Regions from separate parts of the Homo sapiens genome. Here region 2 is linked to region 1. The links are chromatin loops, found by intact Hi-C in ENCODE. Cell type or tissue: GM12878. All regions are shown on one strand. Links, peaks and the distances in the headings refer to the core of each region. The heading gives the core; the rest is flanking DNA.

The links. Hi-C counts contacts between places; a loop is a spot of excess contacts. Peaks named below come from ENCODE experiments on the same cell type or tissue, not always from the same donor. Only the 100,000 strongest peaks of a DNase experiment are listed, where the experiment ranks them.
Region 2: it touches region 1 in a loop (6-fold over the local background); 7 of 110 quality-filtered maps call a loop at or near these places.

Annotation. Positions count from the first base shown.
Region 1 is chr3:191,130,859-191,142,619 of GRCh38, reverse strand. No RefSeq gene overlaps it. Among named protein-coding and RNA genes, the nearest start is that of OSTN, 63 kb to the left of the region's middle. In GM12878, for the core only: a CTCF peak has its summit at 6,081 (motif pointing left); a DNase peak (open chromatin) is centred at 2,679.
Region 2 is chr3:191,239,807-191,251,567 of GRCh38, reverse strand. It overlaps OSTN (osteocrin), which reads right to left. Exons shown (of 5, transcript NM_198184.2): 4 at 1,435-1,531. The coding sequence ends at 1,447. Among named protein-coding and RNA genes, the nearest start is that of OSTN-AS1, 11 kb to the right of the region's middle. In GM12878, for the core only: no CTCF peak of the experiment used is centred there; DNase peaks (open chromatin) are centred at 3,317 and 5,317.

The DNA of each region.
Region 1 (11,761 bases), core at 2,558-10,557:
GTGGCTCAGATTAAGGTGACAGCACAAGAGATGAAGAATAGTGTATATTTTACATATTTAAAACCAGTGGAGGTAAAATCAACAGGATCTGTTGGTGAATGGATATATTTTAGAAAACTTGATTGATGGTGCTGGGGATTATATTTGACGAGGACATTTAAATCTGAGATGCTCATGAGATATTTGCTTAGAGATTTTAAGATGATTACATATTTTATTCTTTTCTAAGTGTTACAGAATTGCCATAATGCAAAACTCTCAAAGAAAATCATTTTATCATTTTTATATCTTCAGAACTGAGCATGGTACATAGCTCATATTAGGTAATCAGTATATATTACTGTTTATTCTATGAACTGTTGAAGTATAGGATCCAGATCTGATTTCTTATTTAGAGAATACTAGTGAATATAACTAATGGTAATGGTATCTAAGAAAATTATAAATTTAGAGAATGGAAAGAAGAGAGATGAGAAATGAATTTGGTGAAGTAGTAATCTTTGATCTTGAAGGCCTCATACGTGACTTCTCAATGTTGGTGGTATTGTTACCTTAAATCCTTATACCCTTGACTATTGCTAACCTTGGAGTTAACTTAAATCTGCTAATTTGTATAAGGATTACATACTGAAGCCAGTCATCCTTAGGGGAAGTCGGGAAATCAAACAGTCACTTAGGAGCTATTTATAAGTGTTTGAGCCGAATGATATCCTGAATACATCGCAACATGACTTCCAGGATATGAGTAAGAAGGCTGACTCATTTAGTCATATTTGGGTGCCACTTACATTTTCTTATTTCATGCCATGTCCTGTGAGGCACTTAAATTTTTCAAGAGAAAAAAATAATTATTTCCCCTTATTTTAGAATCCTTTACAAATAACAACCCTAAAAGGAATTTATCACTATTATAGAGAAGAGACTGATCAGACGGTGGTAGAATCTTGGCCTGGGAAACTAAAACAAATGGCAATGACGCTAACATTGGTCTTACAGCTGGGTTTCTGACTTTAGTTATACGCAGGGTGATTGTACGCAAATTATTTTGCTTTTTTGAGTTTTAGTTATTATAGGTTTATGTGATACATGATATATATGTATATGTGTCTATAAGAATATATATGTAATGCATGTATATTTATTTTCTTAGTTTCTTAATAATGAATATATATGAATATATATGTATGTGTGTATATATATTCATTATTAAGACATTTTAGATTCCCAGATTATTTTGTTTTCTATGTCACTACTAGATTCCAAGTGACTAGACATTATTTTGAAATCTTATGTCCAGGGGATAGTAAAATTTATCTTATTATTCTTTCCTGGTTGAATAGGTGATAAGAGACAATAGAAAATTCGGGGTTTTTAATACCACATGTCATAGTCTAAATGTTTGTATCTTCTTCAAATTCATGTGATAAAACCCAGTCCCCAATGAGATAATACTAGAAGATAGGGCTTTGGCGGGTGAATAGATCATGAGGGCAGAATCGTCATGAATGGGATTTGTGCCCTTAAAAAAGAGACTCCAGGGAGCTAGCTAGTCCCTTTCACCATGTAAAGATGCAGCAAGAGGACATCCTTTATGAGGAATGGGCCCTCACCAGACACCAATATGCTGGTTTCTGGATATTGGACATTTCAGCCTCCAGAACTGTGAGAAATATGTCTTAATTGTTGATAAGCCACACAATTTTTGGCATTTTTGTTAAAGCAGTCAAAATGAACTAAAACACCACAATAATACAAATAGTTTATAGGGCAATATTAGAGAACCTGTCAAACCAAAGTGCTCATTTCAGATCTAATTCCAGTTTAAAAAACATGGGAAGTAGTGCTATTTCTTCCCATATTTCCGGGCCTATGATAAAAGTACCAATGTAGAGAACAGATTGTGGCACTCAAGAAATATTGCTCACATTTTAGGATTTTTAATGGGTAGTGCCCCTAATATTCAACACAGGATTACATTGTTCACACATTGGATGTTTATAAACAGGTAGTTAAGATAAAGATTGTGTTACAGATAAAGTTTTAGGAATTTAAAGAAATCATAAACCTCAAGTAAGCTATGTGACTTTTCCAAGTCTTTGAATCTCTGACACATATTTTGCCCATTTATAAAATGAGGAGATTAGATGATCATTAGATAATCTACAGAAAAGAGTGACATATTTTGCCTTTTTATAAAAAAATGGGGATTAGTTGATCATTAGATCATCTACAGAAAGGAGCGTAGTATGCATGCAAAGTGTTATACGAGAACTGAATTTGAGTTGCATCATTAATGATGAGGAGTAATGAAACCGATGAAAGGAAAAAGTAGTTTCACTAGGGGATATAAAAGAAGCAGAATGTCAAAGTGGATATAAGCACGGTGTTTGTAGAACAGTGAAAAGACTTCAACATGATTAATCATCAGGTTCCATGAGTTTGGTCAACAGTTGACACAGTTTCCTCTGAAATCTACACATATTTCACCCAAATCCCTTGACAATTTAATCCTTTACTGGTCTTGGATTAAATCCTAATTCCCACTGAAGACAAATTTCATTCAGATCTTTGCTGATCCTTGAAACACATCATTTTGGTGCTTTGCAAAGACGAAGACATTGAACAGCGGTTTTGTTTTGGTTTTGTAATATGACATTTGGTAACTTCACCACTTCTCACATCTGGTTCCAGTTTGAGATGAAACCACTTAAACCTCCATGCACCCACTGAAAGCTGTGGTTTTGTCACAACACTTTGTCACAAAAATTGTATAAACATATAAACAGGGAAATAGCATGCTGGCTTTGTTTTAAAGTTTTGACTTATTCCTCTGAATTCAAATGAAATATATTCAGTAAGAACTGAACACGAACAAAATTATGCTAATCAGACCAGCCAGCAATGTTCCATGCTGCCATTAAAAATCTGTTTATATGTACTAGCATTCAATATGATTGTTTACTTCAGAGATGTTAACATACTAGTGGTTTCACCACTTTCTCTTTTGAAAAACTAGATTTTACCTTTTATTCCTGAGTTGGAAACAAGAGGAATAGCCACTTTAGTTTTGGATATGTGTGTATTCATAGCTAGACTTTATTAATATCAATCACTTTAACATCTTCACCACCTCTGGCTCACTAAATTTATGTCCCATCTTGTCCCTCTCAAGCTTAGAGTCCATCCATGCATCATACTGGCCTTCTCATCCTACTAATCTTACAAAACTGAAGTTGATTAAACTCAGGGCTCCTCCTATGTTGACCTAAAGTCATGCTGGAGGAAAACATACACACATTACTTAATGATACCCCTTAAAATGCATGCCTACTAATCTCAAGTAGACATTTTGTTCTGAACCAGGATCCATTTAGGGAAAAGTACTTCGTTCTTTATCTTTCTCCTTTAGAGGACTCTTAAAACTTCTCTCTCCTCAAACTACCACAATCACTTCCTTCCCAGGCTAACTCTCAGCTAATAAAATTGCTTTCTCTTTCACTGAGAAGAAAAAAGGAAATGGAAAAGAATTTCTGCAAGTTTCCATTACCATATCTACTTACCTGTGAATGTTAATACAAATACATTCTGCTTTCCATCTTATAAGTATGAATAAACCATTAATGCATTAGATACCAACTTTTATACATAAGCTTTGCACTCAATACATCACTTCTGCAATTCTCCTTGTCTCATTTCTCTCAACTGGGCCATTGCCAACAGCCTACAATTATATTAACCTATCTCCTGTCTCAGACAAATCTTTTATTGTCCATTTCTTCTTTTCCAGCTACTCTCCCATTTCTTTGCCACTTGTTATGACCCCGAAGGAGTTAATCTTCACTAATTCTTCTCCAATTTTTCTTTCTTGGCCCTACTTTCCTGAACTTTTAACTTTTACCAGTCTATTCAGACTCCTCTTGTTAAGGTCACTAGTTACTTCTCCACTGCTAAATTTAATGATCACTTTTCAGTTCTCAAATTACTTAAGAGTATTTGTTATAGATGACCACTTTCTCTTTGCTTCACTTAGTGTTTGGGATTCTAATTCTTTTGACTCTCCTATTACTTCACTCTTTACTGGCATTTCTTTTCTCCTTTGCTCATTCTGTCTTTCTTTCTGAACTCTAAATTTTGCAGTGACACAGGGCTCAATTTTAGGCCGCCTTCTGTTCTCTACATAGACTTTCCCCATTGTTCATATCATCCAATGACAAGGCATTAAATAGCATGTATCTCCTGATGATTTTCCAATTTTTATTTTTAGCCCGGCCATTTTTCTTGAGCTCTAGCCTCACATATCACTCATATAATCCAGCTGCCTATTCAAAATCTCCACTTAGTTATAAATAGGCATCACAAACTTACTATGTCTTTTATGAACTGAATGTTGATGTCCCTTCAAAATTTATATGTTGAAATTCTAATCCCCAATTTCCTGGTGTTTGGAGATTGGGCCTTTTGTAGGTAAGTAGGGTTGGATTAGGTCATGAGAATAAGGCTGTCATGATAGGATTAATGCCCTTATTAAAAGATCAGACAAAGTTACCTTTTTCTCTGCTTTCAGCCACATGAGAATACAATAAAAATATTGCCATCTACAAACCAGGAAGAGTGGCCTAACCAGAAACTAAAGCCAATAGTTCCTTGATCTTGGACTTCCCAGCTTGTAGAACTGTGAAATGCAAATGTTTGTTGTTCAAGCCATCTGTGGTTAACTTATTTTAGGTGTCCAAACTGACTAAGACAATGTCTAAAACTGACATCTAGTTTGCCTAACAAATACTTGTTCTCCCTCATCCAAAAGAATAGCAAGTCTATTCTTCGAGTTACTTTGGCTACAAAACTTGGTGTCAATCTTATTCCTCTCTTGTGCATTATTTGATTCATTATGAAATCCAATCAGTTTAAAGTACATCCAGGATTTTAACCATTCTCATCACTTCCTCCATAAACTCCCAGCTCCAAGTCACCATTACCTCATACCTGGAAAACTTCAGTAGCCCACTATTTGGTCTTTCTGCTTTTGTCCTGGCCCCGATTTCTTTGACTCTTCTCGACACCATAGTCATAGTGTCCCTTGAAAATAAAAGTCAGCTATTTCTACTGTTTTGTTCATTATCGTCCAATGGCTTCCCATTTTGCTTTTTACCTACACGGTACTGAGTGTCTATATCTCCTCCTCCCACTCCACCTCTCTGACCTCATCTCCTGTTACTTGTCTGCTCCCTTCTAATATTTAAGTTATAAAAGTCTCTTTACACTTTTTTTTTGTTTTTGAGATGGAGTCTCGCTCTGTTGCCAGGCTGGAGTGCTGTGGCGCGATCTCGGCTCACTGCAACCTCTGCCTCCCGAGTAGCTGGGACTACAGACGTGCACCACCACGCCCGGCTAATTTTTTGTATGGGGTTTCACCATGTTAGCCAGGATAGTCTCGAATTCCTCACCTGGTGATCCGCCCGCTCCGGCCTCCCAAAGTGCTGGGATTACGGGTGTGAGCCACTGTGCCCGGCCGTAACATTCTCTTTACGCTTTTTTTTTTTTTTTTTTTTTTTTGAGACGGAGTTTCTCTCTTGTTGCCCAGGCTGGAGTGCAATGGCGCGATCTCGGCTCATCGCAACCTCCGCCTCCCAGGTTCAAGCGATTGTTCTGCCTCAGCCTCCCGAGTAGCTGGAATTACAGGCGTGTGTCACCACGCCCGGCTGATTTTGTATTTTTAGTAGAGACGGGGTTTCTCCATGTTGGTCAGGCTGGTCTCGAACTCCCGACCTCAGGTGATCCACCCGCCTCGGCCTCCAAAGTGCTGGGATTACAGGCGTGAGCCACCGCGCCCGGCCAACACTTTTTGTTGAACATTTCCGGTGTTTTCCCACTTTAGGGCATGCCCACCTACTGTTTCCTCTGCTTTGATGACCTTTCCCCGGATGTTCACACGAGTCCCTCTGTTATGTCCTTCAGGTCTCTTCTCTAATGCCACTTATTAGAGAGACCTTTATTGACCACCCTTCGTAAAAGTTTAACCACCTACAATATCACGCCCTTGTATTCTATACTCATTTGTTTATTATCTGTCTCCCCCTGCTGGACTGCTCCATTAAGAAGACAGATTTTAATTTCATTCAATACAGTTCACGAGCAGCTAGGATGGTTCTTCCCATAGTACTTGCTCAATAAATATTCACTGAGGGAATGAATACATTTTCTGTCACTACCTCACATATACGGACTGTATTATCAACACATGGATAAATGAAACTCCCTGTATTCCATAAAAGGCCTTACATTTTTCCTTCTGTCTTTATTTTTAGTACCCTACACTTTCCATTTCAACATGCTCAAATAATACCTATATTTCAAAGCTAAAATTACATGATATATCATATACAAAGATTTTACACAATGGAAGTTATATCCCTTCTTAGAATATCCATAATACTGAATAAATGTATGTACTTAGGGAATTTAGCACTTCCTTTTCTCTCACTCTATAAATTCTTAGAGGACAAACACCAAGTCTGTTCCTCTCTACCTTCTCCCTCAACTTCAGACTCTGGCATGTAGGAGTTCCTTAATCATTGCTTCTTGAATCAATATAAAAATAAAGTTTTGTTTCACTAACGTATGGTGAGGGTATACAGAAATCCTTATCATAGGCCGGGCGAGGTGGCTCACGCCTGCAATCTCAGCACTTTGGGAGGCCGAGGCGGGGGATCACGAGGTCAGGGGATCGAGACCATCCTGGCTAATGCGGTGAAACCCCATCTCTACTAAAAATACAAAAAATTAGCCTGGCATGGTGGCGGCGCCTGTAGTCCCAGCTGCTGGGGAGGCTAAGGCAGGAGAATGAGTGAACCCGGGAGGCGGAGGTTGCAGTCAGGCGAGATCACGCCACTGCACTCCAGCCTGGGCGACAGAGCCAGACTCCGTCTCAAAAAAAAAAAAAAAAAAAAAAAAATCCTTATCATGGCTTCAAATCAGTCTTTCTAGAATCCAAACTGTTTATGTACACTGTGCAAACTTAAATTATCTTCCTTACGTGATCTTACCAATTCTTACAATTTTATCTTGCAACACCCCCATTTTGGTCACCATGCCTCTGTTATACAGATCTTCTTGCTTTTTCTAGAATCCTCCAAGCTGGTTTCCACCTTGAGGTCTTTGTCTTTGCTACTTTACTGCTTGAATTTTTATATGTCTTGCTGTTTGTAAGTTGATAATTTAGGAATCAGGCCAAATATCACTTCCTTATTTTATCTCTCTTCTGTGCTCATTCTTGGTCAGCTCAGTCTGCTATAATGAAGTACCATAGACTAGGTAGGTTATAATCAATAGAAACTTATTTCTCATAGTTCTGGAGGCTGAGAAGTCTCAGCTCAAGGTGCCCACCTTTTTCCTGGTTCATAGCTTTCTAGCCGTGTCTTCACGTGGTAGAAGGGTGAACAAGCTCTCTTGGGCCTATTTTATATGCGCACTAATCCCACTCAGGAGGGCAGAGGCCAAATCACTTCCCAAAAGCCCTCACCTCCTAATACCATTGTGTTGGGGGTTGGGATTTCAACATACAAATTTACTGGGGGTGGGGGCGCAAACTTTTGGGCTATAGCACCCACCTAGTATAAGATCTCTACCAATTTCATCTTTATCAGCTCACCCTAAGTTATTGTCTTCATAGCACTTATCACTATTTGAAATTGTTTTAAAATGTGTTTCCTTGTTAATTACATGTATTTTATTTCCTCTTTTCTCCTACCTTTTGCCTCCTCTCTCCCTATAATCCATATCACATACATCCAGAACATGAGATATGCAGAGAATGCGGACCTTGTTTGCCACTTTCATTTCTTTATCTACCTTGCCTAAAACTGTAGCACCTTGTAGAAACTAAATAAACATTTGTTAAACTATATTAAAAATCCATCGTTTTGTTTGGCTTTTCAAATAATTACTATTTTGTTTCATGTATCCTTCATTAATAGCAAAATTCCGGAGTTAATTAATTGAAAAGGATTTGTTCATTGCTTCTCCCCTTCTCAAAGGAATCCACATATACATTTAAAAAGGAAAGCACACTTTCTGGAGTATGTCTTTCCAGAGATACACTAAGGGCAAGAGCAGTCCTGAAATGAACAGGCATTAATTCATAAAGTTTCCATAGCACTTTAAGTTTGTGAAAGACAGAACAGAGTTCCGAAAATAAGCACTTCTCTTACTACTCATGAAACTATTTACTGTTGATTAAGTCATACAGCATCAATTGTTTCTAAGGAGAAAATAGTCTGAAAATAATTTCCCAAATCTCTAAAAACAAAGAGCTAGTCCATGCTGGGAATATACATGGTAATTCCAAATCATTAATATTTAAGAACTTTGATATTTTGTGGTAAATGTGGTTTTCAGTGCTGTTGTGTGTGTAGAGTTATTGAAATCTTCATAAGATCAAGGAAAAAATCTATATAAACATATAGAATTGACACCATGGAAACAGATCCATGTTGAAGAATTTTGTCCTTAGTTGTCTTAAGGCATTCTCATTGTGGTTGACACTTGCTGAAGACAAATGGAAAAATCTTGTTTTAACGTGAAGCTTTCTGGGATCTTCCCAAGCAGGAGAAATCTCTTCCTTTTAATTCCAAAGCCAAATCTTTTTTTTTTTTACAATGTCACTTTCTACCTTGTATTATAGTTATGCTTCATTACTCTTAAAGAATGAAAATTCTTACTAACCTCTATAACTAACCTCTGTATTTTTCCATCACTTTCAAATGCCTCCTATACTTTGAAGTACATGGAAGTTATACAATAAATGTTCATGGGATATTTAATAGCAACATTTGTGTATACTGTTTTTTCTTACACTTTCAGAGTAAAAATTCCTAGAAGAGGCTGGGCACAGTGGCTCATGTCTGTAATCCCAGCAGTTTGGGAGGCCGAGGTGGGAGGATCACTTGAGCTCAGGAGTTCAAGACCAGCCAAAGCACCATAGCAAAACCTCGTCTCTACTAAAAATAAGAAGAATCAGCTTGGCGTTGTTTCATGCACCTGCGATCTCAGCTACTTGGGAGGCTGAGGTGGGAAGGTTGGTTGAGCCCGGGAGGTCAAGGCTACAGTGAGCTGTGGTCAAACCACTGCACTCCAGCCTAGGGCACAATCTCTTTTTTGAGATTGTCTCAAAAAAGAAAAAGAAAACTAAGAAGAAATAAAATGACAATGATTTTTTTTTTCAGTAAACTTATTTTCAGAAAAAAAAAGAAAACTTAAATAGAATCATGCAGATATTTCTAGATTCCTAGGAAGCTGAAATGATGGCCTACCTCTCTATTTGTAAGCTCTTAAAAAATACCTTGAGGTATTTAGTATTAATCTATAAATAAATACTAGGAAGTCCACCAAAGTGTGTACATCTTTTTCCTATATCTAGTACAATGCTAAGTAAGATGGTTATAGTACATTTATATGTTGAAGAATGAAATTTGTATGGAGTTGCATTATAGTAAGGAAAAATGGTATAAAAATAGGCCTAAAGATTGGAAATTTTAGGGTTTGTTTAGAAGTGGCAAGTTTTTTGTTTTATATAGAGATGACAGTAAATTTAAAAACAATTCAGAGAAAGAAATTGTAGATTGAGATGGGTCCTGGACTATTTGAGTGAGGTGTTTGAACTTTTTTTGGAAGTCAGTAGGAACTCTTGACAGTTTCTGTGTGGCCAGTAGCATGGTCAAAGGTGTGCTTTAGAAAGAATAATTAGAAAGTACATGCTTGACAGGTTGGCTAGAGATAACTGAGGAGGAATCAACCTTTTTATTAGAGACTTTTTCTAGGTAAGTTTTCTCTATAGGAAAATACATAAACTAAAATTGTACTGCTTCTTGACACCTTAGGGGAAAATAGATCAGAGAATGAATGGAACATATATATTCAATCTTCTCTATGTATTTATGTACGTATATATGTACATTATACGTATATTTCTCAGACATGTCATTGACTATTTAGATTTATAAACTAAAGCACTTGACAGTGTGTCAGTTTGGTCTTTCAGATTCCAGATATAAACACAGGAATGTTTTGTTTAATTATATCATATGCTTCAGAGCTCTGGTCACAAAATCAATTTTAAATTTCATTTGATTTTCTTAAGGGAACTTCCATTAGAGACGTACTAATAGCAATTGATTTAGAATAATTTAGCTTAGCATGTCAAATGTGATGTCCACCCTCAGAATAAAGGATTTTCACATGACTTGGGGGAAAAGTTGAAAGAAAACAGGCAAGAAGATGGCAGGTGGCAGGCAAGAAGATTTAGCTCACCTTGAATTGTCAACTTTCTCATACAGGATGGTAATATTTAAATGTTCTCTCATGAAGGTTTTGTACACATTAAATATGGTTGATTTTAGTTATTTTGAATCCCCCACAGCACAGGACAGAGATCCTGGCACATTAAACCCTTATTGAATCACTAGTATATTCTAATCTCTTGTTGGGCATAAAGTGCAATAGAAATCTTACTAATAAGAATGTAACAGGGACTAGGGGATAAGTGATAGCTTTCTTGTTAGGCTTACTACATTAAATTGCTTTTTTTTGCCCCATCAATGTATATATCAATCATTGTGAGGGCATGCAGGGCATGTAGATTGTCCTTAGTCCTCTAATCCTGACTTTAAATTTATTAAATATTTTTATTTATAGTAAAATATATATAATATAAAATTTACCATTTAAGGATGGGCGTGGTGGCTCATGCCTGTAATCCCAGCACTTTGGGAGGCCAAGGCAGGTGGATCATGAGGTCAGGAGATCGAGATCATCCTGGCCAACACGGTGAAACCCCGTCTCTACTAAAAATACAAAAATTAGCCAGACGTGGTGGCACAGTCCCAGCTACTCAGGAGGCTGAGGCAGGAGAATCACTTGAATCTGGGAGGCAGAGGTTGCAGTGAGCCGAGATCGTGCCACTATACTCCAGCCTCAGCCACAGAGCGAGACTCCAACTAAAAAAACAAAAAACAAAAAAAACAAAGAAAAACAAACATTTAATCATTTTTAAGTGTACAGTTCAGTAGCATTAAGTATATTCACACTGTTGTGTAACCAACCATCAGCAATGCTCATCTCCGGAACTTTTTCTTCTTCTCTAACTGAACTTTGTATCCATTTAAATGCTAACTCCCTATTTCCCCTCCTCTCAGCTCCTGGTAACCACCATCCTACTTTAACTACTCTAGGTGCTGCATATAAGTGGAATCACACAGCATTTGTCCTCTTGTGACTGACTTATTTCACTTAACATAATATACTCAAGGTTTAGCCATGTTGTGGCATATGTCAGAAATTCCTCTCTTCTTAAGGCCAAATACTATTCTATTGTCTGTATATACTATTTTTTGTTTATCCATTCATCCACTAACGGACAGTTGGGTCCCTTCCACCTTTTGGCCATTGTGAATAATGCTGCTGTGAACATGAGTTCAAAAACATTTGTCAAATCTCTGCTTTTAATTTTTTTTTGGTATATACCCAGAAATGGAATTGCAAAAATATACGGAAATTTAATGTTTAATTTCTTAAGGAAGCACCATACATTTTCCACAGCAGTTATACTATTTTATATTCCCATCAGCAATGTAAAGGGTCCTAATTTCTCCCACATCCTCCCTAACACTTGTTATATATATATATATATATATACACACACACACACACACACATACATACATGTACATATATATATATATATATATATTTATTTTTGACTGCCATT
Region 2 (11,761 bases), core at 1,670-9,669, 110 kb before region 1:
TTAGAGCATGAGGAGGAGGGAAAAAATGGGATGATTTAAATTAAGACAAGATCAGGGCTAATATGATACTTTTGGGGCCTCTAAATTATTGGTCTAAGGATTATCTCGAGAGAAGCAGAAGGCAAAATTCCCTCTGCTCTAGCCTCAGATTGTTAAAGCAGTTCCAGTTTGTCTTATTTGTTAGGGAGCGGGCATGCACCTTCTATAAGTCCTATTGGAAGAAAACATATTGCTAAGATTTCACCTTCAAAAAACATTTATTTAGTGTTTAAAGGATATGTATGATTAAATGCTGTGTTTAACATACCCACTCAGGATGTAACCTTTCTGGATTTTAATTCTATGTGTACCACTTATACTCTATGTGGCACTGTAAGTTAATATTTCTAAGCTTTCCATTTATTTGTATAATGATAATATTAACTAATACTTATTAATAAATTAACATCTCAGGTACTATTATAAGTGCTTAATATGTATCTATTTAATCCTCAGGACAATGCTATATGGTAGAAATTATTATTCTAATTTAATGAAGGAGTGTTTGAGAATTTAAATAAGTTCCCATAGCTAGCAAATATTGATAGATGACCTGGGATTTGAACCCATAAGGCCTGATCTCTTTAGCTGGCACCTTTAACCCTTATACATCAATAATTCTCAAGATATTGGAGATAGTGATAGTATTGCTTTATGAAATAAAATGATTAAGTGAAGCAATGCACATAAAGTGCCAAGTATAAGGCCTGGAACAGAGTAAATTTTCAGAACTGTAATGTAAACTATCACTTGCATGTATTGTGTATCCAATATATTGTAGGCCCACTACAAACATCTAATGTAATCTTCAGAATACCACTACATTATTATTTAAATGTACAAGCTGTAGAAAAATAAACTATCTTAACAGAAACAAGATAATGAATGAATGAAAGAATCAGGATTTGGATAAAGTGTTTTGATTCCATGGCTAATGCTCTTTCTGCTGTGCATTTTCTCCCCTATGCTCCACATTATCATAATTCTAATAACGTACTTATTGACAACAAAATGATGTGTATCACTTGAATGTGTCTTCTTCATAACGCAAGGATTTTTATATATTTATGGAGGTGATTTAATATATTGACTAGAACTTTAACCCTTGTGTGCATATTAATATTCAATGGTTAATTACATAGAAGTCTGAAAACAACTAAATCATTAATTTTGGAGAGTGAAGCAGAACTAGGACATTCTTTTGCTTTTTAAATATCATTTAAGTTATTTAACATTAATATACTATACTCATTGCATACATAAATGATTGAAAAAGTGAACTGATAAGCTAGGAAATCAAAAGGGGGATTTATAAGCAAGAATGGATTGATTAGTCCATTGTGAAATATTAATCAAATACCTGCATATACTGTTACTTATTCAAATTGTACTCACAATTGGAATCAATTAGCCTCTGGAATTTGAAAGCCGGTTTCTACCAATCCGATCCATGGGGATACCAAATCGCCTTTTTGGATGATCTACTACTTTCCTGAAACAAACCAAGGAGGACATTTTTAAACTAAAGGGCAAGTTATTGATCATTATTTTTGTTCTTTATTTTATGTAGCTCTGGGGGCTTTCTTTGGGAGTTGGAATAAACATGATAGTTCCCACTCACCAGTACTCACTATGTGCCAGACACTATCTCATATTTTCAACATCTGTGGGAGTAGATATTATTAGCTCCATTTTACATATGAGGAAACTGAGGCTTAGAGAAGTTAACTTATTCAAATTCAAATAGACCAAACCAAAAGCCAGGTCTTATCAGCATACGAATCTGCCAACTAAGTGCTTTAGTTTGAGAAAATCCCGTCCCCCTTCAAATTTTATTTTTCTGTTATTTTGTGAATATTAAACTGGATAAGTAGTTTTTCACAAACTTTGCTTCAGAATGGCTCATCTAAAGAAGGATGATGGTGGGAGAGGAAAGAGTATGATGCTAAGACTGAATGTAGAGGTAAATATACCTCTCATGTCTTCCCTTAGACTCCACCCAGAGAAGCTTTGTATGTGATGGTCGACATTTGCTTATATTCTCTTTGTTAAATACTGTTTGAAATAAATTAAACATCTTCATTATTAAAATGAAGTATAAAAAGTCCACACAGTACTACCAAAGGTCTAATATAACTTCCAGCTTATATTTTCTATCAATTACCCCTTTAAAAATAAGATGCATTTTAGAAACTTTTCAATTTGATTTGCTAATATTATCATCACTTAGTTCTATCAAGCCAAAATCCTAACAAGAGAGGATCCAGAGCTTTGATCGTATAACTTTCACTGGCCTTGGAGTTAAGAGAAGTGTGAATCTTTATGAAGAAAGAGACAGCAGGGAGAGTCTAAGAAGCCTATGTAAATCAGTGATTTATCTCACAGAAAAGGTAACTGGCTTATAAAATTGTGAGGCTTATTGTTGACAAAATATACATGCAGAAAAGAGGTCAGAAAGGAGGGCATATTATAAAAATATTAGACATATACAGATTTTAAGTGTAATAAATTCCCAGACCAAGAAACAGAACATTGCCAGCAGACAAACACTTTTGCAATGAGAGATAAACTTAAAAGGTTATTCTCCCACCAAATGTAAGGATTTCTGCTGGAGTACGATGGTGTGATCATGGCTTACTGCAGCCTCAACCTCCAGGGCTCAAGTGATCTTCCCACTTCAGCCTCCCAAGTAGCTGGGACTATAAGTGTGTACCACCATGTCTGATTAATTTTTTTGAATTCTTTGCAGAAATGGGAGTCTCGCCATCTTGCCCAGGCTCATTTCAAACTCCTGAGCACAAGCGATCCTTCATCTTGGCGTCCTGAACTGCTGGGATTAAAGGTATGAGCCACCATGCCTGGCCTGCTTCAATTTTTTGACCAATAATGATATACTTCATTGCTTGAAAAGCTCAGTGATGTAGGACTTAGTATCTAACAAGACAACTTAATTTTCAGCAGTTTAAACAGTCAAGAAAATATTTGCTTCAGAACATTTTCAATAGCTTCTTTAGTTCTTTTCTAATTACTAGTATTATATTATTAAACTATACTTATTTACCAATAATTACTTTATACTAATTTAAACGCTAAACATGAATGAAAACCTCAATGCCCTCGAGGCTTTTCTTATTATGATCTAATTGTTTTTTCTATTATAATTTACTGTGTACCTGATATGTAGAAAGGTTCTTTTTGTGGCTGTTTTGGGTGGAAGAAATGAGTCATAAATAGCCTTTTCCCTCAAAAACCTATAACTGACTATTCTCAGATTGATGATGATTTAACGTAAATAGTAGAGGAAAATAATTATGTCATTTTTTTTCCTTGACTACACAGTCATATCGGTGCTCCTGATATTACTATGAAGTAAATAACTTATTAAAGGTCTCGGAGGCCCGGCGCAGTGGCTCATGCCTGTAATCCCAGCGCTTTGGGAGGCTGAGGTGGGCAGGTCACTTGAGGTCTGGAGTTTGAGATCAGCCTGGCCAACATGGTGAAACCCCATCTCTACTAAAAATACAAAAATTAGCAGGGCATGGTGGCGTGTTCCTGTAATCCCAGCTACTCGGGAGTCTGAGGCATGAGAATCGCTTGAACCTGGGAGGCTGAGTTTGCAGTGAGCCGAGATCGCACCACTGCCCTCAAACCTGGGCGACAACGCGAGACTCTGATCAGGGGGAAGAAAAAGTCTGGGAAAGTATGGAGAATATGAGAGATTTTTATTGTTGTACCTTGTACATTGAAAAAATCTATAAACATTGATAAGTTCTAATTAAAATAATGTATTTAAGGACAACTAATATTTACTTAATACCTTCTATGTGCCAGATGCTGTGCTTGGTGCTGTTGTATAAAAGGCTAATAAAAATAGACATGGAACCTGATACGGTGTTTATACTCAAACAATATTACAGAAATAGGGCCATATTACATATTTCAACTTATTCAACCTTCTTTTCTGCTGATTTACGTCCATCTTCCTTTCTAGGTTGGCTCTTATTATCTGTATCGACTATATGTGTGATCTTTTTTTTCTCCTAGATAAAAATTTGATCAATTCGGTGAGAAAAAAACTAGGAAAAAAGTATTTAATCCTTATCCTTACTCTAGCTACACCCTTGCCTCCCTTCTTCAGATTCCTGAAAAACATATCCTCTTAAGTGGTGTTCTATTGTTTGCACTTCTACATTTCTTGATGAAAAATTAACTACATATTTTTCAACTTGATAACCAAATAGGAAACATGTTATTTGTAAAATTAATATAAATTTTATGGTTTAGAGTCATAAGAAACCATGCCTATCAGTCATGCTCTATGTCTTTGGTGTAATTATAAATAATGACTATTGAAAGAAAAGAAAAACTGTCTCCTTTACATTTTAAATTATCTTTGTCCACATAAAGTAAATATATAGATTCTTAATTACGCAGTTATTTTCCTCGTGGTAGTCAGAATAATGACTTCTCAGAGATGTCCACTTCATAATCTCCAGCAATTATAAATATGTCACTTTATATAGCAAATGCATTTTGCAGACAGGATTAAGGTTAAGGACCTAGAGATGAAAAGATTATCCTGGGTTATCTGGTTGGGCCAATCTAGTCACCAGTCTATAAAAGTTGCTAATCACTGACTAAGAGTGAGTCAGAGAACAGCAATCTAAGGATTTAACCGCCATGGCTGGCTTTGAATGGAGCCATGAATCAAGGCTTAGATAATGAATCAAGGAATGCTGTGGCCTCTAGTTCTTCTCCTCCTTCTCCTCCTTCTCCTCCTTCTCCTCTTCCTCCTCCTTCTTCTTCTTCTTCCTCTTCTTCTTCCTTTTCATCCTCCTCTTCCTCTTCTTCCTCTTCCCCTTCCCCTTTACCTTTCCCTTCCTCTTCTTCTTTTCTTTCTTTCTTTCTTTCTTTTTTTTTTTTTGATACAGGGTCTAGCTCTGTCACCCAGGCTGGAGTGCAGTGGCACCATCTCAGCTTCTGCAACCTTCGCCTCCTGGGCTCAAGCAATTCTCCTGCCTCAGCCTCTTGAGTAGCTGGGATTACAGGTGCGTGCCACCATGCCTGGGTAATTTTTGTATTTTTAGCAGAGACAGGGTTTCATCATGTTGGCCAGGCTGGTCTCAAACTCCTGACCTCAGGCAATCCACCCACCTTGGCCTCCCAAAGTTCTGGGATTACTGGCGTGAGCCACCACACCCGGCCTACTAGTTCTTGAAAGCAAATGGGGATCTTGGTCCTGCCACTGTAAGGAACTGAGTTCTGCCAACAACGTGAATGAGAGGAAGTGAAAAACCAACCCTCTCAGATGTTTGAAGGACTCACAAGAAAGGGAAGGAAATAGCGGCTGGGGAAAGCAGTCACATGATACCTGCACTGATTCCCCAAACTCCCTTTAGAAATAGATGATGTCATGAAAAAATAATACGTTTACTCTTTTTTTTTTTTTTTTTTTTTTTTTGAGACAGAGTTTTGCTCTTATTGCCCAGGCTGGAGTGCAATGGCACAATCTCAGTTCACGGCAACCTTTGCCTCCCGGGTTCAAGCAATTCTCCTGCCTCAGCCTCCGGAGTAGCTGGGATTACAGGCGCCCACCACCACGCCCAGCTAATTTTTTGTATGTTTAGTAGAGACAGGGTTTCACTATGTTGGCCAGGCTGGTCTCGAACTCCTGACCTCAGGCGATCCACCCGCCTCGGCCTCCCAAAGTCCTGGGATTACAGGTGTAAGCCACTGTGCCCGGCCTCTTTTACTCTTTTCGAGATACGTATGATTAAAACAGAACATTCTTTGGTCTCTCCTACCAAAATTTATTTTCTCAAAAATGAAGGTAAATAAGTGAAAATGTGTTTTTCTTTTTTGCTTTACTACAGTTGATCTTTCCCTGCTCAATCAAATAAGAGGCAGCTGCGGTATAGTGGAAAGCAAAATAAATTCTGTTTTACTTCCTTTCTTTCCTTTTTCCCCATTCTCTCCTCACCTCCTTTCCCCCAGATTTGATCCAAAATGTATTAGAAACCAGGAGATGGAGGATTTGTGTTCTACTTGATTTACTTACTGATAGTATGACCCTCTGCAAGTCTTTTATTCTAAGCTACTCTTTCCTTTTTGATAAAATTCAGATAATAATTGCTATGCCTATCTTCTGGAGCTGTTTATTCACTTAACAAACTTATTTGTTAAGTGATATTTGATTGTTTCATGCATTACCATGTATTACACAGACTTAACCATGTGTTATGTGTTGTTATGTGCATTGGGGATACTACAGTGAATAAGACAAAGGTTACCTCTCAGGGTTCACATTTTACATTGAAAAGTGGTAATCAGGTAACACATGTAAAAACATTTCATACATTTCAACTGATACTAATTTTTCCTACCAGTCTAGTCCAGTGGTTTTCAATTTGTAGTTATTTCTATAGATAAAAGCTTTATAAAAGAGAGCAATATCTGAAAAGTTAAGTAAAGAATTGTCCCAGTAAAAAAGTATCCCTCCTACACAATATATAGTGGCCCCTGACAGACCTTCCAGAAACACCATAGGTTCCTCAGAGCAGAGTTTAAGTGAAAACTACTGGTCAAGTGGATAAAATAGTAACTCATGGTTTTACCCTAGCAACAAATTCATAATTACTTTGATTCATCTTATCAAATTGTGGATTGGTTGCAAATGCTTATAGATATCTGGACATCAAATAAAAATAAATAAAACAAATATATATATAAAAATCAATTCATTTTAAAATTTTTAGTACTAATACAAAATAAAAATAATTTTCATAAAGCACATAATCAGAAACCATAATAGCCTGGTTAAATACTTTCTATACAATCTATATCCATCAGAAGTGAAACAGAAAGCTAGTAGTTAACATTTTTGTTGATATGAAATATATATATTATATATGAAATATAAATATATTTATATTATATTTATAATATATATATAATGGTGCTACATTCTAAAACACATTACTGGCATGAATGTAGTGTATGAAAAATTAATGTTAGATAGAGAATATAATCTTGAAACCAAAAGAGAAAGCTGTACTTTTTGACTATCTAGTCCCTCTTGTGACAAAATAATGGTATGACATGGCTTATATGATATATGCATTTAAAACAACCCACGTTTTCCATTCTGAAATATTCTGTAAGTAAAGTAGATTAAGGATATAGAATATTTATCAATTTAATACAATCACAATGATTAGATTGTTTATTTTAAATGAAACTAATTTTCACACGAAAATCTAAACTTCCTATGTGAAACAGGATTTTCTTTAACATTTATAATCTTGGATAACTCCATTTCTAAAGGTATTTTACATTCCAAAAAACAGCAGGTGGAAAAATGTTTTTAAACTTTTTATTGAGAATCACTTCACACATACAGAACCTATACATTTGTCTATGCTCAATTTAAAGAGAGTAAAAATGAACAGCCCTATTCCCAGCCCCCAGCATAAGAAATAGAGCATTACCACTACTTTAGAAATTCTGGTATTCCTTCTCCCAAACTGCAGCTGTCTCATGGCTCAGTCCCAGAGTAATCCATAGACTAAATTTTGGTCTAATAATTCCCTTGATTTCCTTCATAATCTTAGAATCTATATGTATTCTTCAAAAATCTGTTGTTTTCTTGATAGTTCCAGAATTGTACTTAAAAGGAATTGAGTACGATGAACAATGTACAGCATTGTGACTATAGTTAATAATGTTGATATTAACATGTAAATAATGTAAATATTAATTATTGTGTTATTAATGATGTTAATAATAATGTATACTTGAAATTTGCTAAGAGCAGATCTTAAGTGTTCTCACCAAAACAAAAAACAAAAAACGGTAGCTGTCAGGTGATAGATATGTGAGTGTGGTATCATTTCACAATGTGTACATATATCAGAACATACTGTACACCCTAAATTTATACAATTTATATTGTCAATCATAGCTCCATCAAGCTGGGACAAAAATTATATATGAATTTTTCTCCACTTCTTTCAGCAAATATTATGTGTTTTGAGATTTCTCCAAGATGACATGTGGAGCTGTAGTTCCTTTATTTTACTGCTGTATAATATTTCATTGTGTGAATACACAACCATTTGTTTATCCATCCTACTGTAGATGGAAATTTGAGGTATTTCCTCTACTTGTTGTTGTTATGTACTGTTCAGCTGTACCTGCCTTTGGTGTTCAAGTAAGGATTCCTCTACAATATATTCCCAGTAGTATAATTGACAGCTATGCTTATACTTAATTTTATTACATAGTGTCATATTATTTTCCAAAGTTATTGTACAAATTTACGAACTCAAGAGCAGTGTATGATAGTTCCTATTATTTCAAATTTATGCTAATCCTTGTATTGTGGGATTTTTAATTTTGCCAGCCTAATGCTTTGGTAATCATATCCCACTGTGGTTTTAATTTACTTTCCCTGAATACTAATGATGTTGCTCAGCTTTTCATTTGTTTATTGGCCACTTGGATTTCTTCTTTTGAAAGTGCCTGTTTGAATCTGCTGCCTGTTTTTCTAATGTTTTTTTTTTCTTTTAAACATTTATCTGTAGGAGGGCTTTGAATACTCTGAATATTAGACTTTGAGAGTTATAAATTTCAAATATCTACTCCCATCTGTGATTCATCTTCTTTATTGTGATTTTTTAAAAAATCTTTGATGTGGTTTTAAAACATCAATATTTTTGCATCTCATGTAATAAATCACCTCTACCCTAATATTATGAAGATATTCTCCTATGTCATAAAATATTTTTGTAGTTTTGCCTTTTACATTTCAGTTTTTAATACGTTGAAATTAATTTTTGCAAGGCACAGTGGCTCATATCTGTACGACCAGCTACTTGGAAGATTGAGGAGGGAGTATCCCTTGAGTCCAGGAGTTCCGATCAGATTGAGCAATATAAAGAGACCCCGTCACAAAACAAAATAAACAAGAAAAAATTTAATTTGTATTTATGGGGTGAGTAAAAAATCATGTTTCTTTTTAAAAAAATCTATATTCATGCCTAATGATTCAGAAATTTTAGATTCAGCTCGTCAAGTTCTATAGAAATCCTATTGCTGCTTTGACTAGAATTGTATTGAATCCAGGTATAATTCATTTAGGGAAGAATTGAAATCTTTATGATATTGAGTCTTACTATCCAAGATCATTTATTTAGAGTGTTTTTAATGTCTTCAAATAAATTGTTAAAATGTTCTCCAAAAGACCTTTTTGTGGTTGTAAGTGGCATCATTTAAGAATATATGTTGTAGGCATTTTTTAATGGTGTCCCTTACTTGGTTAAAAAAAGTTTCCTTCTATTATTAATTTACTAGTGATTTCAATCATAGGTGGGGGTTTAGCTTTATTGAATGCTTTTTCTGAATCTATAGAGATGATGTGATTTATATCTTCAATTTGTTAACTCCATTAATTGATTTTCAAAGTAAATTAAGCTTATATTGTATTTTTGTGATAAACAACATGATAATGGTATTTTTTTTTAAATACATTGCTATTTGTTTTGCTATTTTTTTTGGTAGGAATTTTCTATCTGTAGTCATTAATGAGGCTGTCCTACAATTTTCTTTTCTTGTTCTCTCCATATGTGGTTTTGGTGTTTAGATAATGTTATTCTCATTAAATGAGTTGAGAATTGCACCTTCTTTTTGGTTATCCTTCTGTTATTTATTTAATCACATTGTAGTTTGAGAACATGTTTTGTATGATAACCATGCCTTTAAAACTTGTAAGGCTTATGTTACAGAATAGCACTTCGTTGAAAATTTCCATGTCTAGATGTTGTTTGATTGTTCTTAATAGGTGTTTCGGGTGTCATTAAAACTTTTTTTCCTTCCATTTGTTGGATACAATAACTTTTAATGATCCTGTTTATAGTTTCGAGTTCCAAGAAAAGAAACTTGGAATCAGAGTGTGGAAAATGTTCCTTAAAATCAATAGTCTGATTTCACTACTACAACTTAAAGGGGCACTAAAATGCTAGTCCTCCTTTAAGAAAGGCACAGAGCTGGCCAGGCGCGTTGGCTCACGCCTGTAATCCCAGCGCTTTGGGAGGCCGAGGCGGGTGGATCACGAGGTCAGGAGATCGAGACCATCCTGGCTAACATAGTGAAACCCCGTCTCTACTAAAAATACAAAAAAAATTAGCCGGGCGTGCTGGCGAGCGCCTGTATTCCCATCTACTCGGTAGGTAGGCTGAGCCAGGAGAATGGCGTGAACCCGGGAGGCGGAACTTGCAGTAAGCCGAGATCGCGCCACTGCACTCCAGCCTGGGCGACAGAGCAAGGCTCCGTCTCAAAAAAAAAAAAAAAAAAAAAAAAAAAAAGTCAAGGCACAGAGCTCCACCAACTTTGAGTTCTATCCAAAATGAGAGAAAACAGAAATAGCTAAAAAAGAATGTTCTTTCAAATAGTTCAGTAATTTAGATTAGTAAAACAGGGAAGTTAATTATTATAGTATAAACCTTACATGAGTGTACTAGCCAGGCTCCAAGGTGGAACCCAATAATTCTACCATTATGTAGTCTCCTTCCACATTGAATAGGGCTGACTTCTCTAATCAATAGACTATTGTGGAAATGACACTGTTGGAAGTAATGAAAGCTATTGCAGCTTCTGCCTCACTTTGTTGGATCACTTATTCCGGCGGCAGCTGGCTGCCATTTCCTAAGTGCATGCTAACAACCCTTTAGAGAGGTTTACATGGCAAAGAGCTAAGGCCTCTCGCCAACAGCCAGTGAGGAACAGAGACTTCCTGCCTTCAGCCAAGTGAGTGGGCCATTTTGGAAGTGAATACTCCAGCCTCAGTATAACTTTCAGATAACTGAAGCCCTGGCCAACATTTTCACTGTAACCTTGAGAGAGACCCTGAGCTGGAAAAAAATGAGTCAAGCTTTTCCTGGATTTCCGATGCACAAAAAGTGTGTGAGAACAAAAATGTTTATTGTCGTCAATTTTAGGTAATTGTTGCATAGCAATAGATATCTAATACCATGAGATTCACAGTGCTCTGAGATTCCGTGAGAGAAGAGACCACACCCAATTTGGGGGTTCTAGAAAAAACTTAGAAAACTTAGGAAAAACTTAAGGAGCATGTAGAAAAAATAAATGATCATCCATGAATCCTGCAATCTTGGTTACTGCAATTTAAAATTAAAATGCAAAACTAAAATGTTTACATTAGGATAGATATCACTATATACAACCTTGGAAGGACTGACATGTGAGAACAGACCAAGCTGAAGGACTTGGCAAGAACCTGTGAAGGATGAGAAGGAAAATAATCAAAGTGTACAAAACCATGTTAAAATTTAAATTCAAATTCCAGAATGATAGGATGAAGGAGCACATTAAATCTGAATGGTGATATGGTTTTAAGGAACCAAAACATAATGGCTTTTTTTCTCAATTCTACATTCAGAAACAGTAGAGAAATAAAATATGAGTGATCAATGTATAGTAAACAAAATGTCATTTTTATTGCTGATCAAGCTGAACATAAAGTGTGTCTTTACATCTGAATTTCACAGGGCTTCCTGTTGTTTTCTCCCTGTATTAGACAGACTTTTATAACTAGTCATTGTTTTCCAATAAAAAGAGGAAGCAAGCCGATAACCTGAACAGGCTCAACTACTCCTCCCAAACTGACCAATCAGAGAAGTGGCCATTCCTTCCCTGGGAAGGAGTG